Regions from separate parts of the Homo sapiens genome. Here region 2 is linked to region 1. Evidence: chromatin loops called from intact Hi-C (ENCODE). Cell type or tissue: PC-3. All regions are shown on one strand. Each heading gives the region's core, and the rest is flanking DNA. Links, peaks and the distances in the headings are about the cores only.

Region 1 (2,921 bases), core at 221-2,720:
CCGAGGTAGGCGGATCACAAGGTCAGGAGCTCGAGACCATCCTAGCTAACACTGTGAAACTCTGCCTCTACTAAAAATACAAAAATTAGCCAGGTGTGGTGACGTGTAATCCCAGCTATTCGGGAGGCTGAGGCAGGAGAATCGCTTGAACCTGGGAAGCAGAGGTTGCAGTGAGCCGAGTTCGCACCTCTGCACCCTAGTCTGGGCGACAGAGCAAGAACTCTGTCTCAAAAAAAAAAAAAAAGAAAGAAAGAAATGGAGTCATGGTCTACAGAGGAAATAAATACAATTCTGGGGGAGGAAATACAAATGCCTTGTTAGGACCTATAACTTAGTAAATTGCAAAATACGCCGCTCCCCCGTCTCATTCCTGAGCTCTTTGCCTGCTTCTGTGTTTAAACTGCATTCTGTATAAAAATGAGTCACTTGAAAAAGAAATGCATATATATATATTCTATTATATACACACACTCATCTGTTGTCTTTTTTCTGGGGTGGGGAAGCATCCCTTCTCTGAACCAGAGCATATTGTTCCACAAAGCAGAATGGACACAAAAATGAATGACTGTTAGTGTCTCCATGCCATCCTAAGATAATAAGCACCTTTGAAGGGGTATTCATTGTTTCAGGCCCCAGAGGGACCATTTACTGCCTGGAGATAATAATGTTCCCATGTATCCCCAGGATACCTGGGAGAATCTGACTCACTATGCAAAAATATTGATGAGAGCTTTAGATAAAAAGGAGTAATAAACAACAAATCTACAGAGGAAAGCACCCTCTGCAATGTTGTAAGCAAGACTCCGGGTACAGGAAGATATTTTCTCTCTGTATTTTGGTAATTTAACAGTCAGTGTGGTTACAATCTTGAAATCAGCCTGAACTTCTATGGATGAAAATGCTACAGAGTCTCAGAATGCCTCCATGGAGACAGGAACAAGGAAAGCTAGAGAAGGCTCTGGGTTGTGAGGAGTGGGTGGGGGAAGCCATCCCCCAAAGACCTAACCACTGAGAAATATTATAATTTGAATAATTTTTTAAAATTAAGCCTATTGTCAGATAACTTGGGGTGATAAATCTTTCCATTCCCCAACTTACTTTCCTAAGAAACCTCGTGGCATGGCAGCAAACACATCCAACAACTATTGCCAGATAATGACGAATCTCTGATATATTTTGTCACATTGCAGTCTATGTTGCTAGTTTCATATTTACAAGCAAAATTGTTACCTCAAAATATGAAACACTGGCATTTAGAGAAATATAGAAATTACTCACTTCCCTGGAATTCTGCATGACAAATTAGAACTATGCTTTAACTCTAATAAGTGTAGCTGTAACAGTTTTCATAAACATTCTTGAGATGTTCTTCTGGAGTAGCTTTATTTTGGCACCCTACTTTTCCTGCTTAAACAAATGAAAAGGTTGGCTGATATTGTCAAAATACAGCACTTCTGGTGAACCAAGAGCCATTTATTAAAATAATGTATTGATGCAGTGTCATAAAACACAAAATCATATTTCTGCAGGAAAAACCTATTACCCTAAGCCAAGATTATTTTATTTTAAAAGAAAAATTATTACAGTTGTCGATTCTGAAAGTTAGATGATGTGGTTCCGACCTTGGCCCTTCAGAGACTAACCAGGCAGCTTTTAATGCACCGTAATATGTTATGTAAAAGATATATTTGTATAATTAACAAGCCTTGTCTTAGTAGAAATGCATTAGCTTCAGGTAGATTCTGTATCTCTCATGATTCAAAATGACTAACTTAATAAAAATACAAATGTGATTTTCTCTAGTTGTGCAGAGACATTAAATAACACATAGCCAAAGTGTGACAAACACACAAACACACTCTCTCACTCTCTCTCTCTCTTTCTGTCTGTCTCTCTCTGTCTCTCTCTGTCTCAAACTCCTCCTGCAGGGTCAGGGCTCTCCAGAGCTAACCATTTTCCTGACATCGTCTTAATCTTGTCCTTTGTCACAGCTCTGCACTTTTTGCTCTAAAGGTTTCTGCACTAAAAAGTGAGGAGGTGAAGCCATAGTTCAATTCAATTTATTTTTATATTGCCTCTCATACAAAGGCTCTCAAAACGCTTTACAGTAAGAGATAAAATAATCATATAACACTTGCCCATATTGGAAATAGCCACAATCACCCAGACGGCAAGGGGGTAAAGCTATGTGCACAGTCATGGGTCAAAGTCCCTGGCGAAGCACCCCTCGTTTAGAAGCCATATAAACGAACATTTCAGCAGGGTGACGTGGCCATATAATATCACTTGCTGAGCCCCACATTCTCAAGGGACAAGTAAGAGGCTTCATTTTTCTATTCAAATAAAGCATTATCTCTCATAAACCTATGGTGATCTCAAATGGTGACCAGCTTCCTCTCATGTGCAAATGAAAGAGTCAAAGCAGGAACATGTTTTCTTTCTATTGTTGCCAATTACTTTAATCACACATGATTTATGGCTTCCTGGAAAGCAGTTATTCTGGGCCACCTCTTTTCATTGACCGTGTTCCATATTTTGGACCCAAAAGGTAAAAGAGAAAGGAGAGTAGGAAGCCCAAAGTGAGTGGTATTTCTTTTAGTCAACCTATAGCACAGAAGAAAAAAAATGCTTCCACTTGAGACTGAAAAACTCAGAATGAATCACCGGCACTCTGGGGCAGGAAGAAGGAATGAGGGAGGGTAATAGAGAAAGAATTTTTGCTAGATAAGGCAGCCCAAATTAAATAATAATTCCCATTGAATAAAAAACAAAACAAAAGCTAAAGTCTGGAAAGCATAATGAATAAACCAATGCTGGGAAAAGGAAATTAGGTCAAATCAATATATCAAGTTTGCATGGCGCTTTTAATTCACAGAAGGGTTATTCTGGACTTGATGTAAGGAAACTGGAGATGTTACTAT
Region 2 (2,921 bases), core at 198-2,697, 98 kb before region 1:
TTTAGCAGAGTTAGGTAAATAGACTCATGGAACTTTGGATCCAGAAGTTATCTTGGAATACTTCTGGTCAAGACATATGCTTTTATGTATTAAGAAAGAGAGGCCCTAGATATTTTAAAACCAAATGATCCGGAGCAGGATGAAGTATAAGGTTTTTGTTTTTTCCCCCCTAATCCAGAGCTTCTCTCTTTTTATTGCATATTTGAGATTCATTTGTGTGTTTCTCTACAAATATTGAATGCCTTCTGGATACTTTTGCAGGCACTATGCTAGATGCTGGGGACACAGTGGTAGAAACCAGACAAGGTCCCTGCAATGAAAGAAAACATGGGGAGGGGAAGGGGGAAAAGAGAGAAAGAAGAAAGGAAGGCAAATTTATAGTTACAACTGATGTTAAATGCTTTGAAGGAAAAATCCATGGTGCTAATTTGTGACACAATTACCTAATAATCACTGAACAAGCCTTACTCATTGGATTCCACTACCAAGTTCTGTTTATCTGTCTCGTTAGAATAATGTCATTAGTTTTTTTTATTTTAGTTTTTTCGCTTTTTGTTTTTGCTTTTGTAGCATATGCAAGTCCTTCTAACAAAGCCCACAAAGAAACAAAAAATATAAATCAGTTTTGCCTCAGGATAGCAGAGCCTGTAATACATTTTATTTTCATTTTCCTCCATCTTGTAACTTCTCTTTCCTCCACTTTTATACTATTATACTTTCTTCTTTTCCTCCCGCCTCCCTGACCATTGGTTTCGTTTTTCAACATTTGTTTCTTCTTCATCATTTCAATGTTGTATTTTCCTGGGCAGGTTGTGTTGCTTTTTTCTCCTCCTTTTATCTTCTTCTTAGGCAGCCTTATTCATTCCCCATGACGAACCACACACAAAGTTTCACTGTTGTATATCTGTGGTCTAGATCTCTCCTCTGAGCACCAGGCCTTGTATCCCACTTCTCTCTGGATACTTTCACTTGGATATTTCAAAAGCAATAGGTCAAAATGAAACACACAGTTTTCCTTCTATCCTGGCCTTCTTCCTCAGCAACACTCTCCTTCGCCATTGAAGGGCATCTCAGGACACCAATGCACAAGTCAGTTGCCAGGGGCATTCTGCACATGCCTTCTCTTAAACTCCTCCATATCCATTCCATAATAGAAAAACATTTATTGACACCTTTCTGTTCTTTTCTTTCCTCTACCGACATCCCAGTCCAAGCTCTCATCCTCTCTGTCTTAGACTACTGCAGCAACCTCCTATCAAAGGTAGCCATTCACATTCAATGTGGTTTTCCATACCATATCCAGATTGCTCTTTCCAAAATGAAAATTCTAGCTATATTCACCACTTGTGTCTTTTCCCCCTTCTCCTCAGTAAAATGTCAGTGACTTCCACTGCATTCAAGTGAAGGCCAAATTCCTTCAAGTGGCCACAAGATACTACCTAGTCTGGCATAGGGAAGCTAGGAATATACTCAACTTTGTTTAATAGTGTTTGGTTATAATGCAGTCAAAACAAACATTCTCTGCTTTCCTCACATAAAAGACATAATGCATGGATTCCTAGAGGTCTTGTCACAATTATAAATATGAGTAAGCAAATTTTATATCTTTTTCAAAAGATCAAATCTCTCCAACAGCTTCTGGTTTCAATATTTGTTTCTCTCTCAAGAGCAAAAAGAAACCCATTAGTAGCCACATGCTCAGAATATTCAATGGTATTAATTATATCCTATTTAAATGGAAAGTAAAATAATCACAAGAATCCTGGAGCCATAATTAGTGAAGACTAAGTTTCTGGTTGTTGCAGACCTGTAGAATCGGAGAGGAAAGTGTGGTGGGGAGAGATGAGGAAAGAAAGAAGAAGGAAAAGTTGTAGAAAGAAAAAAACAAGGTAATGAATAATCTGGTCAAGATTTCAATCCACTAGCAGCATTGGACATACCAGATCTTGATGGCAACATTGGACAAGGTTCCCCTCCAGAGATAAGGCCTATGTCCTGAAAAAGGGAAAGACTAGGAGCCCAGTTCATTCACTATCTTCTTAATTTTTCACAAAGCCAGTCCACAGTGTGACAATTTTCAGGTCGTGATAAAAGTTGCCATTGGGCTTGGCATGGTAGCTCATGCCTGTAACCCCAGCACTCTGGGAGGCCGAGATGGAGAGATGATTTGAGGTCAGGAGTTCAAGACCAGCCTAGCCAACATGGTGAAAACCCGTTTTTATTAAAAAAATAAATAAATAAAAATTAGCCCAGTGTGGTGGTGTGCACCTGCAGTCCTAGCTACTCAGGAGGCTGTGGCAGAAGAGTCTCTTGAACCCAGGAGGCAGAGGTTGTAGTGAGCCAAGATCATACCACTGCACTCCAGCCTGGGGGACAGAGCAAGACTCTGTTTCAAAGATAAAAATTTAAAAAAATATATTAATTAAAAATAAAAAATAAAAGTTTCTGTTGTACTCCTGAAATAATAAGACTCTTATAGACATTAATATGAAAGAAAGAAATATAAGAAGGAAAGGAACAAGCCTTATTTAAGAAAAAAAATTCTGCATACACCTAAAATACATGCCTCAAAAAAGATTGCTTTCTTCCTACTTTTTCTCTTTCAAAATTTCAAAGGCAGGACAAGTTCCCATAACAATAAGAAATAGTTTTTTAAAAAACTACAATATAAATATGTATTTTGTGGTCTATGCTAAAATCTGCTTTTTGAGTCATGCTTCATGGTGACTGCTTTAGAAATGTCAGTCCACAACAGATTCAAACTTTATCACTCAAACTTTCCTCTATTGCACAAGACTGAAGTGGTATTCGTAGATCCATTTTTATTTCTTTTACTAAACTACTGCTGATTGCTTCTACAATTTAAAAAATTCCAAATATGAATGAATATTTAGTATCTTTTTCCCTTTTGAGTGATCAAT

Evidence for each region. Peaks named below come from ENCODE experiments on the same cell type or tissue, not always from the same donor. Only the 100,000 strongest peaks of a DNase experiment are listed, where the experiment ranks them.
Region 2: a loop joins it to region 1, with 7 times the contacts of the local background. A loop is called at or near these places in 2 of 110 quality-filtered maps.

Annotation. Positions count from the first base shown.
Region 1 is chr2:144,942,486-144,945,406 of GRCh38, reverse strand. The region is part of intron 3 of TEX41 (testis expressed 41); the gene reads right to left. Among named protein-coding and RNA genes, the nearest start is that of LINC01966, 62 kb to the right of the region's middle. In PC-3, for the core only: no CTCF peak of the experiment used is centred there; DNase peaks (open chromatin) are centred at 546, 1,276, 2,506, 2,626 and 1 weaker place; H3K4me3 peaks cover 1,733 bases; H3K27ac peaks cover 2,500 bases.
Region 2 is chr2:145,040,474-145,043,394 of GRCh38, reverse strand. All of the region lies in intron 3 of TEX41 (testis expressed 41), which reads right to left. All of the region lies in intron 3 of LOC100505498 (a long non-coding RNA gene), which reads right to left. Among named protein-coding and RNA genes, the nearest start is that of LINC01966, 160 kb to the right of the region's middle. In PC-3, for the core only: no CTCF peak of the experiment used is centred there; a DNase peak (open chromatin) is centred at 1,484; H3K27ac peaks cover 1,328 bases.